Regions from separate parts of the Homo sapiens genome. Here region 1 is linked to region 2. A link is a contact called in ENCODE Hi-C or POLR2A ChIA-PET data. All regions are on one chromosome and are shown on one strand. Each heading gives the region's core, a stretch centred on a gene start or an enhancer-like site at or near the end of the contact. The rest is flanking DNA. Distances are from core to core; before and after follow the strand shown.

Region 1 (5,835 bases), core at 882-3,381, 640 kb after region 2:
GCCTGGCCAACATGATGAAACCCCATCTCTAATAAGAATAGAAAAATTAGCTGGGCCGTGGTGGCATGTGCTTGTAGTCCCAGCTACTCAGGAGGCTGAGGCAGGAGAATCCCTTGAACCCAGGAGGCAGAGATTGCAGTGAGCTGAGATCACACCACTGCACTCTAGCCTGGGCAACACAGCAAGACTCCTTCTCAAAAAAAAAAAGAAAAATTCAATGACATTGAATAGGTGTTGATAGGGCCACTTGCAATTCACTAAGCATTCGGCTGATCAATTATATAAGAGGTTTTTGGGGATATTGTTGAAGTGTTTTGGGCCATCTGACTTTAATTGGTGCTACTTTTCTAACTAATAATGCTGTGAAATAGGACCTTATAAAGAAGGTTAGTTACCTCCCTCGTCTTGATCTCACATCTCCTAATAAGCCATATAGATTCTTGGTATATCTGTGTCTGTCCCTGTCTTTCTCTCACTTTCTCTTTCTGAAGATACCAAAAAATCTGCAGTTTAAGCTTCTAAATGTAGCATAACATCATAGATAAAAGTAGAACTCTTAATCTCACCATTATAAAAAAGTATAAGCATTGTTGTGTCTTCCTGTTTTTTTAGTATGCACTTTCTGAATAATTGAATTCTAATTCTGTAACTGTTAAGTATCATTTCCATGTCTATATTCTCCTTATTTTTTTTGTTGTTGTTGTTTTGTGTTTTTTTTTTTGAGGTGGAGTCTCGCTCTGTTGCCCAGGCTGGAGTGCAGTGGCGCAATCTCGGCTCACTGCAAGCTCCGTCTCCCGGGTTCACGCCATTCTCCTGCCTCAGCCTCCTGAGTAGCTGGAACTACAGGCGCCCGCCACCATGCCCGGCTAATTTTTTATATTTTTAGTAGAAACAGGGTTTCACTGTTGTTAGCCAGGTTGGTCTCGATCTCCTGACCTCGTGATCCGCCCGCCTTAGCCTCCCAAAGTGCTGGGATTACAGGCGTGAGCCACTGTGCCCGGCCCTTATATTATTATTTTTTAAAGTCCTTGCTGATCATTTTTAGTGACTGTCTTAATTTTTTTATATAATGGATGGACATACTAGATGAACATCTGGATAATTCAAGATTTCTGTATCATAAGTAACAGCACAGTGAAAATTGCAGTTTAATTTTGATACAAAATAAACTATATAGTGACTTCAATTGAGTATGTTCCATATGCCTTTTTGATTGTGAAGCTCAACATTAAGAACTGAAAAATGCAAATTAACATAGAAGCCAATAAGAAAAGAGTAAATAAATTTTTTTTTTTTTTTTTGAGACGGAGTCTCGCTCTGTTGCCCAGGCTGAAGTGCAATGGTATGATCTCGGCTCACTGTAACCTCCGTCTCCCAGGTTCAAGTGATTCTCCTGCCTCAGCCTCCCAGGTAGCTGGGATTACAGGCCCCTGCCACCACACCTGGCTAATTTTTTGTATTTTTAGTGGAGATGGGGTTTCCCCATGTTGGCCAGGCTGGTCTCAAACTCCTGACCTCAGGTGATCCACCTGCCTCAGCCTCCCAAAGTGCTGGGATTACAGGCGTGAGCCACTGCGCCTGGCCAGAAATGAAGAGCACTCAATGATCATTTTTTAATCTTGTTAAATAAGGAGAATCACCTCTATATTATACTGGATTTTATTGTGCTTTTTGTTTAGTTTTGTTGGTTTAACGGTGTTGTTCCTTAAGATGTTGACTTGTTTCCTATAAATTAAAATAGTAACTCAGTTTAACCTGTACTTAATGGTATTAAGTGTAGTGCGGATGTCAGTTTCAGCATCCTTGATGTCTGCATGGGATAGCATTTCACAGGAGTCAGTCAGAGGTAGATGCTAGAGAGGTCACTGTGTGCTCTTAGTAGATACTGGTCTGTCAGAATAGGGTGGACCTCCATTAAGCCTTACAGATTGGTCCTGGATGTTTCTGGGTTAAAATGAAGAATGTGATAAGATGATTTGGTGACCAAGTGTGGGCTGCAGGGAACAAAGAGAGAACATCTGCTGGCTGCTCCAGGGTCTGCCTTGGGAGTGGTGGACCTGAAGCTAATTTGACTTGATGTGTAGTCTTATTGACGGCAGGGACCATGAATTAACTTTTTTGTGTCTTAACACATTGCTTATAGTAAGTTCAGTTATGCTTTGTTGAATGAACGAGAAATAGGCATGTGTACCCACACACAGAAGTCTAGTTTAGTTCTGAAAGTAGACGAATATAAAAGTGAAACTTTGGCCAGGTGCGGTGGCTCACGCCTGTAATCCTAGCACTTTAGGAGGCCAAAGCGGGTGGGTCACAAGGTCAGGAGTTCGAGACCAGCTTAACCAATATGCTGAAAACCCGTCTCTACTAAAAATACAAAAATTAGCCAGGAGTGGTGGTGGGCGCCTGTAATCCCAGCTACTCAGGAGGCTGAGGCAGGAGAATTGCTTGAACCCAGCAGGCGGAGGTTGCAGTGAGCCGAGATCGCGCCACTGCACTCCAGCCTGGGCAACACAGCAAGACTCCGTCTTGAAAAATAAATAAATTAATTAACTAATAAAACTTATGAAAGGCATGTCATTTAACACCAGCCTTATGGATCAGCAAAAACACAAAGATTTTTGTCTTCTGTTTTGTTCAGGTGGCAGGAGTAGTTGATACAAAAATTATTGCTACGTATCTGTGATGTACCAGGTACCTTTCCTGCATTTTATCTTCATGACAATCTCTTTTCCCAGAGAAGAGAATGAGGCTCAGAGAGGGTAGTTAACCCGGTTAAGATTGGTACTAATGTGTTCACAGAATGCTGACTGTTCAATATCTGACCTGTAGAATCAACCCATTGCCACGGAAGAAAAGTCAAAGAAATTCAAGAAGAAGCAACAGGGAAAGCGCAGGACCCAGGGTGAAATCACAAAGGAGCGAGAAGATGAGTGTTTTAGTTGTGGGGATGCTGGCCAGCTCGTCTCCTGCAAGAAACCAGGCTGCCCAAAAGTTTACCACGCAGACTGTCTCAATCTGACCAAGCGACCAGCAGGTTGGTGCCAAAATCCATTTGTACCGCTACTCGTTCTCTCCATCATACTCAGGGTCTCATGCCATTTGCATCAGCCTTGAAGAAAGTGCCATTTGGTCTTTCCATGCATAATTTTGAGGGGTATGGTCTATTTTCTTATTTTGGAAATAATGAAAGCAAAGGCTTAGAATTCTTAGTTATGAAGAATGGGACAGCGGTGCACTTGCTGTGTTTCAGGTCCTTTACTTACAGTCATGTTTATTTCATTCCCCCAGCAGCCCATAATGGTTGGTTTTCTTCCATAATGCATGTGAAGAAACAGAGTGAGGATTGGGGAGGTGATCTTTCACACATAGATAGAGGAGCTGGATTGAGAGCTGGGTTTTTGACTCCAAGACTATTAAATCATGTTGCCTTTCTAGAGAAAGAAAGATTGAGATAGTAAAGCCTTTAGGTGGTTCTAGTCAGTGAGAGATGGATTGCCACCCTTTTAGCACTTCCTACCTTGCTCCCCTACGCCTAGTGCAGTCTCCCCCCATGCAGAGTAGACTTTTTTCCTCTAAAGGAGATTTGGTTGTATCAGTTAATACATGAGAAAGCTGCTCAGGTGGATGTGGTACCCAGGAAATTTGTAGTTGAAGAAATTGAGAACCTTTGAGTAGTGATTTGGGGTTAGAGAATTTTAGGGATTTGGATATGCCATCTATTTTAATGAACAAAAAAGAGAAACCAGTAGGGAGCCATTCCAGGGTGAGGAGATTATACATTACTAGTGACCTGCTTCCAAGAGTTGCAGAACGTTAAGAACTTTAGGGTATAAGTAAAAGGAATTTGTCCCCAAATTGGCTTTCCTTCACTGTATATTGGCCAGGGTCATGAAATAAAAGAAACTGAGGTAGGATGAGGGCAAGGCCATCACATTGACCTGTCAGCACCAGGAAGTAGAATTGTTTCAGAATCAACTGCTCAGGGTCGTCACTGGCGCAGGCTATGATAGAACCAATCTTGCCTGTGTGCCAGGAGTGGGAGCTGGTGTAGTTGATTTGAAGGTGGAAACACTGTCCCTGGTCAAGACCCTCAGGTTTCATGAAATGTGGGGAGGCAGGTAAAAGCTTAGGTCAGCTTTGGGTCTTTTCTACTGATTCCATGTGAACAACATATAACGTGCTGTGCTGATCTCAAGACTTAAAATAGAGCAAAGGTAAATCTTCCATTTTTCATGATTTTATATCTTTTCTATTACTGTTAATAGCAAATAAGCAGGAATCTAAATCACCAGGATATTTCTCTTTGAGTTGCTTATTTAAAAGCTGTATAGTACAAATGGAGATTGCAAAAATATAAAAGTAATATCTTAAGTTTCATGTAAAAGAAACTTTTTGTTGTCCCCACCCCCGCCCCCCCCTCACCTCCTTGCTGGAAATAGTCATAGAAATACCAATTTACTCTTCTGCTTGTATATTTAGTTGATAGTAGTTGCTATTTGATAATTCGCTGTTACTTTATGTATTCTGTGCACAAAAAGAAGCTGGAATTCTGGGGCAAGAGGTGGCTGGTGAGTGGCATAAGCTCTCTGAAGCAGGGACAGTGTGAAGGAAGGTCATCATCCACACCTTCGGACTGTAGCATAGCCTTGGCCCATGTGATATGTATCTCTTTTTTCCTAAACTTTTGATTTACTTCTGTGTTTTCAGGGAAATGGGAATGTCCGTGGCATCAGTGTGACATCTGCGGGAAGGAAGCAGCCTCCTTCTGTGAGATGTGCCCCAGCTCCTTTTGTAAGCAGCATCGAGAAGGGATGCTTTTCATTTCCAAACTGGATGGGCGTCTGTCTTGTACTGAGCATGACCCCTGTGGGCCCAATCCTCTGGAACCTGGGGAGATCCGTGAGTATGTGCCTCCCCCAGTACCGCTGCCTCCAGGGCCAAGCACTCACCTGGCAGAGCAATCAACAGGAATGGCTGCTCAGGCACCCAAAATGTCAGATAAACCTCCTGCTGACACCAACCAGATGCTGTCGCTCTCCAAAAAAGCTCTGGCAGGGACTTGTCAGAGGCCATTGCTACCTGAAAGACCTCTTGAGAGAACTGACTCCAGGCCCCAGCCTTTAGATAAGGTCAGAGACCTCGCTGGGTCAGGGACCAAATCCCAATCCTTGGTTTCCAGCCAGAGGCCACTGGACAGGCCACCAGCAGTGGCAGGACCAAGACCCCAGCTAAGCGACAAACCCTCTCCAGTGACCAGCCCAAGCTCCTCACCCTCAGTCAGGTCCCAACCACTGGAAAGACCTCTGGGGACGGCTGACCCAAGGCTGGATAAATCCATAGGTGCTGCCAGCCCAAGGCCCCAGTCACTGGAGAAAACCTCAGTTCCCACTGGCCTGAGACTTCCGCCGCCAGACAGACTGCTCATTACTAGCAGTCCCAAACCCCAGACTTCAGACAGGCCTACTGACAAACCCCATGCCTCTTTGTCCCAGAGACTCCCACCTCCTGAGAAAGTACTATCAGCTGTGGTCCAGACCCTTGTAGCTAAAGAAAAAGCACTGAGGCCTGTGGACCAGAATACTCAGTCAAAAAATAGAGCTGCTTTGGTGATGGATCTCATAGACCTAACTCCTCGCCAGAAGGAGCGGGCAGCTTCACCTCATCAGGTCACACCACAGGCTGATGAGAAGATGCCAGTGTTGGAGTCAAGTTCATGGCCTGCCAGCAAAGGTCTGGGGCATATGCCGAGAGCTGTTGAGAAAGGCTGTGTGTCAGATCCTCTTCAGACATCTGGGAAAGCAGCAGCCCCTTCAGAGGACCCCTGGCAAGCTGTTA
Region 2 (5,510 bases), core at 1,331-3,830:
GTAAAAGAGACATGCACATATACAAGGCTATACAAGGTGACCAGTGCTGTCTGTCGGGGGGAGCTGAGTGGCTGGGGGTGGAACCTGCTTGCACTGAGGGAAGGGAGGATAAGAGAATCTGGCCTACTTAGGGCCTCAGCAGAGAGCGGATAAGGCCGGGATGGTGGGTGGGTCCCCATTTCCCTTTGAACACAGGGAGGCAGTTGACTTGCCATCTGCCTTGCAGGATGGCATCCAGCCCATGTGGGAGGACAGCAGGAATAAACGGGGTGGCCGCTGGCTGGTCAGCCTGGCCAAGCAGCAGCGCCACATTGAGCTGGACCGGCTGTGGCTGGAGACGGTGAGTTGGAGGAGGAGGGTCCTCAGGGGAAGAGACGGGCTGTGTGGGTCTCATGGTGGCAGTGGTCTCAAGGATGGCAGGCCAGTCCCTATGTCCCAGCCGGTGATCTCACAACCCCCTACTTCGGGTCCAGCTGCTGTGTCTGATCGGGGAGAGCTTTGAGGAACACAGCAGAGAGGTATGTGGGGCCGTCGTCAACATCCGCACCAAGGGGGACAAGATCGCTGTGTGGACGAGGGAGGCGGAAAACCAGGCGGGCGTGCTGCACGTTGGGTGAGGAGGGTCTCTGGCACAGGGTGGGGACTTGGGTCTCTGCTAGAGGGAAGGTGGGTGGAGGGGGCTTGGCCTGCATGGGAGACCTCTGAAAGTCTCCATAGCCTCCCTCCCTTCTGCCTTGCCCACCTGTATGGAAGGTCTGGCGTTCAGATTTCTAACTTTCTCTTACGGCAGTGCAGCTCTCCTTTTGCATTAAGGGGGTCATATTTTGGGTTTCCACATGGGTAAGACACAACAGGTGTGGCTGTGGCCAGAATGAGGGTAGGAGTCTGGTGGCCTAAGTTATCTCTAGGACCCTCTGATGACTACCTGTGTCTCTTTTCCTCTGTGTCCCCCGCACCTGCAGGCGTGTATACAAAGAGCGCCTGGGCCTCTCCCCAAAGACCATCATTGGGTACCAGGCCCATGCAGACACAGCCACCAAGAGCAACTCCCTAGCCAAGAACAAGTTTGTGGTGTGAGGGGGGCCTTGGCACCCCTCCTATGTAATGGGACAGCCGCCACTGAGCCTCATTACTTTGGGGGATGGGGCGGGACTGGGGATCAGACAGCCTAGTTCTTACCTGTCCTCAAGTGAACAGGAATGCAAACACTCTTTAACATGAGTTGGGGCCTGAGCCTTAGGGGCTAGATGGGGGTAGTGGTGGCAGTCTGAGGACCTAGCTTGTCCTGGGGCCACAGGACAGCAGCAGGGTGGAAAAAACTCCTGAGGGTGGGGTGAGTCATGGCGGGGAAGGAGGGCTCTATGGTAGGCGGAGAAACCCATAGTCCAGCGTTTACTGTTTCCACCCAGGAAGGAGGTGAGGTGGCCTGAGAGACAGACTCTTCCATGGGTGGTGGGCTCAAGGGCACAGACATTCTGGAGGGTGAACGCCATCATTTGTACAGAGGGATACGTGGGTTGCTGAGGACTGAGAGAGCCTTGCAAGGCCGCTCCCCTTCTCCCCAGCTGTGACCAGGGCTGTCTGGGCCTTGCCTGCCTCAGGGCCAGACTGAAGTGGAGGTGGAGGGATGCTGGGCTAGGCCTCACCAAGGTTCTGGTAGAAGTGGTGGAAGTGGATAAACTTGATAATAAAAGCTTAAGCATCTTTCTGTTCCTGTTTTAAATAAATACTTCTGAACAAAGTTGGAATTATTTTTAAGAGGGCTTCAAACTGGAGTAAGATTCAGGTTCCCCCAAACTTTGATCTGCCTCTGTCCTGTCTTACAGGGGCTCATGTGAGATCACTGGGTACCAAGGAGCCTGACCGGGACCCTGGCCAGTATGGAGGACAGGGGGTGTGGCTGGGGAAACTCAGCCACCAAGGGGGCTTGAGCCAGGTTCCGGGGGGCATATGCCCCTGGCAGGGCGCAGCCGGCGTGGCACCAAGGCCCAGGCCCTCGTTTGGCCTGAGTTTGAGTCAGGATAAGTAGAGCTGGATTTCCGCTGGGTGAAGGTGAGCCTGATGCGACTCCACAATGACAAAACGTCCTGCACGTGTTAAAAACTCAATCCGGACCAGCTTCCCCATTCGCCTGCCAGAGCAGCAGTTAACCTTCCCCTGGGATGGGCTCCAACAGCAGGCTGGGGATTGGGATGGCGCTGGTACCCAGCAGGGGAAGCAAGGCTTCTACACCCCGGCGGCCTCCGGCGCCATCAGCCGGCGTCCCGGGCGGGTCTGCAGGACGCTGGGAAACGCGGCGGCGGCCTGCGCGGGGGCGGGGCCTGGCCGAAGGCGGGGCTGCGAGGAGGTCCGAATCAGGCTGTGGGGGCGGAGCTCGGGAAGCGGAGCCAGGTCCAGAGGCGGGGCTCAGGCGGGACTGAGTTGATCTATGGGGGCGGAGCCAGGTCAGGAGGCGGGACTCCAAAGGGACTGAGGGCTGTGGGGGCGGGGCCCGGTCCAGAGGCGGGGACAGCAGGGCTCCGGGCAAGGAGGTCTGGATGCTGAGGGCGGTCCCTGAGGGGCGGGCGGGGCCCGACCGGCGCTCTGTGTGGCCGAGGCCATGAAGCCGCAGCCGCCCGGCTAGGCCCCGGGCGGCTCTAGCCCAGGGCGGCCCGCGGGGCGCTGGGCCTGGCTCCCGGCTCCGGTTTCCGGGCCGGCGGGTGGCCGCTCACCATGCCCGGCAAGCACCAGCATTTCCAGGAACCTGAGGTCGGCTGCTGCGGGAAATACTTCCTGTTTGGCTTCAACATTGTCTTCTGGGTGAGCGCGGGGTCTGCGCCTTGCCCTGTGCTGGGGGGTGGTGGGAGAGGGAGATTCAGTCTTTTGCTGGGGGAGACCACTCCCTGCCCCAAGAGTTTGGAGCTCGGGACCATCCCCCCACTTCTGCCACACCCACGCCCACTTCCAGGACCACCCGAGGTAGCTACAGAGGCCCGGATTGCTGGGGGCGGGTCCTAGCGACAGCGTGGGGTCGGGGTTGGGGTAGGGAGTCTCCCTAAATAATCCCGAGGCCTGGTGGAGAAAGGGAAGGTGTTTCCTTGAAGACCCCAGGGGCGTGCTAGGTGCAGGTTGCCCCCTCTCGCCCAGCCCTCCTTCCTACCCTGGGATGTGGGATGCGTGCCAAGCCCCACCCCTGGTTTAGCCGGTAAGGAGATTCTGGCGTGAAGGGAGCCGCCAGGCCCCTTCCCCGGCCTCCTTTCCCTTCCAGTAGTACCTGGGTCAGGTGCCTCACCTTAGGCTCCTGCAGAGTGGGGTGGGTCACAGTCCTCTGCCCACCCCAGTCCCGCACAAGGAGGCTGACCTGCCAGGAGGGGCAGGGAGGGACAATGGCGAGTCCTTGGCGGCTGGGAGAGGATCTCCCCGGTTGAGAGCCTGGGAGCTGGCCTTGGGGAACAGAATTCAACATTCCACAGCTGACAAGCTGAGGCTCCTGGGCGGGTCTGCCCCTACCGGGGAAGGGAGCTACTAGTGCCCCTCCCAGGGTGGCATCTGTCCCCCTGGGCCCTGCCAGGTCATTTTTCCCATCTCTCCAAAGCCGTGGCCCTCTGCAGTCTCTGCTCCTGAGGCCTTGGGTCAAGATGCCAGGCCTTTTCCCTTGTGTTCAGCAAGACTCAGTGGCACTGCCCCCCACCCACGTGTCACCGAGCTCACTGGTGTGGTGGGTGTCCTTGCACTGCAGCGCTAGGCTCTTGAGGGTGTGGGCAGTGTGTGGGAGCACTGGCAAAGAAGTCAGAAGGCCTGGCTGTAGCAGGCCTGGCTGGGACACCTTGGGCAAGTCATCTCTCCTCTCCGGGCCTCAGCTTGCCTGCCTGGGAGACGACGATAAAGAATCTGCCTGTGAGGGCTGTTAGGCAGATACAATGAGTTCAATTTGTTGTATTCTCACAACTGCCTTATTATCTGCATTTTACAGATGGGGAAACTGAAGGAATAGACACAGAGAAATTAAGTCACTTACCTAGGGTCACACAGCCAGAAAGTACAGAGCCAAGGTGACGGCTTAGTGGGCAGAGGGTGGAGGTGAGGCAGAGCTGTGAGCAGAAGTAACCTCAAATACCGAGGGGGAGCAGGCGTGAGAGACCCGGGTTTGTTGCTGGGGCGGAGCGTGGGGTGTTATGTTAAGGTGGCATGGAGAAGCGAGGGCTTCCAGTGATGGGTCTGATCTGGCTTCTGTTCTGGAGACCGCTTGCCTGGCTGCTGTGTGGAGGGTGGATGAGGGGCAGGGCCTGGAGGTTTGGAATGGGGGCAGGGCTGGGGCAAAGCTGGGATGGTGAGGTGGGAAAGGTGAGGGAGGTTGCTGGGAAAGTCAAGAGGCTGAATTGACTGGGCTGGGTCACTTGGGGGCTGGAGGGAGGATTTCAGATTTGGGTTAAGGTGGCCTAAGGGAGGCTGCTTGTGGAACAGGCACAGAGGTTTTCATGTTTAATGTCAGGCAGACCCTGGTGTTGTTCTGTTTGGAAACTGCTTGTGGTTTCCTTTTTTCTTTTTTCTTTTTTTTTTTTGAGACAGAGTTTTGCTCTTGTTGCCCAGGCTGGAGTGCAATGGCACGATCTCGGTTCACTGCAACCTCCGTCTCCCAGGTTCAAGCGATTCTCCTGCCTCAGCCTCCCAAGTAGCTGGGACTATAGGTGTGTGCCACCACGCCTGGCTAATTTTGTATTTTTACTAGAGATGGGGTTTCTTCATGTTGGTCAGGCTGGTCTCGAACTCCTGACCTCAGGTGATCCACCTGCCTTGGCCTCCCAAAGTGCTGGGATTACAGGCGTGAGCCACCACGCCCGGCCATCCTGCTCGTGGTTTCTTACTGCTCCTAGAGTACTGTCGGCCTCCAGGGCCCCGCGGGGCCGGGCTGTCCGCCCTTCAGTTTGTTCCTTGAACTAGACGTGGTCTTGTGTCAGGGCCTCTGCCTGTGCCCTACCCTCCTCCTGGAACAGGCTTTTCCCTCTTGCTCTTTTCATCATTCAAACCTCAGCTGAAATGCCCCCACCCTCCCTTCTGCCCTCTCTAAAGCTGGCGTCCAACCCCAGCATCCCCCATCTCGTCGCCCCGCTCGATATTTGTTAAGGGGTCTGTTTGCATCTGAGGTTTCCTTGTCTGCTCACTGACTGTCCATCTCCCCTGCTGGAGTGTAAGCTCCGTGAGGGTCGAGTCCGTCCTATTCACCAGCGAATCCCCGGCATGGCGGCGATCAGTGCCGGTGGGTCGTGGAGGTGTTTGCTGCAGGCGGGTGGACGTAGGGGTGTGGGACCAGCATGAGGTCTGGGTGGGGATCGGGAGATGCCAGCGTCATGATGGGATGGAAGACGAGCGTGAGGAGGAAGAACGGCAGAAGGCTGAGGCTGGAGGCCGTGGGACCAGCCACAGGTGGTCCCTCCAGGAACACAGCCCTCCAGGAACTCCTGCTGGAGGCTGAGAGCTCACTTCCCAGCTGTTTTCCCAAAGTGCTTTAATTGTATTTCCTTGGCTCTGAT

Evidence for each region. Hi-C counts contacts between places; a loop is a spot of excess contacts on that map. ChIA-PET counts read pairs that join two places held with the same protein, here RNA polymerase II (POLR2A). Pooled maps may share reads with other maps.
Region 1: a pooled map shows a loop between it and region 2 (2.6-fold over the local background). The contact joins the enhancer-like site here to the promoter of TSPAN17 in region 2. A Hi-C loop is called at or near these places in 7 of 168 maps with a recorded cell type or tissue (HCT116, OCI-LY7, PC-9 and 4 more), 10 of 37 single-sample maps with no recorded cell type and 16 of 50 pooled maps. POLR2A ChIA-PET finds 5 or more read pairs at or near these places in 1 of 52 experiments (activated CD4-positive, alpha-beta memory T cell).

What each region holds. Positions count from the first base shown.
Region 1 is chr5:177,289,125-177,294,959 of GRCh38, forward strand. NSD1 (nuclear receptor binding SET domain protein 1) reads left to right here. Exons shown (of 23, transcript NM_022455.5): 22 at 2,830-3,034; 23 at 4,708-5,835. Among named protein-coding and RNA genes, the nearest start is that of RAB24, 12 kb to the right of the region's middle. Within about 2 kb of position 2,132, at least 3 of the 41 ENCODE cell types and tissues checked have a DNase peak (open chromatin) inside an H3K27ac peak, as active enhancers do; they include OCI-LY7, where a contact is called at or near this core.
Region 2 is chr5:176,644,904-176,650,413 of GRCh38, forward strand. It overlaps TSPAN17 (tetraspanin 17), which reads left to right and starts at 2,581. Exons shown (of 9, transcript NM_130465.5): 1 at 2,581-2,799. The coding sequence starts at 2,713. It overlaps EIF4E1B (eukaryotic translation initiation factor 4E family member 1B), which reads left to right. Exons shown (of 9, transcript NM_001099408.2): 7 at 227-340; 8 at 474-613; 9 at 963-1,741. The coding sequence ends at 1,077. RefSeq lists enhancers at 404-914, 1,185-1,479, 3,841-4,710, 4,828-5,510 and a silencer at 2,153-2,812.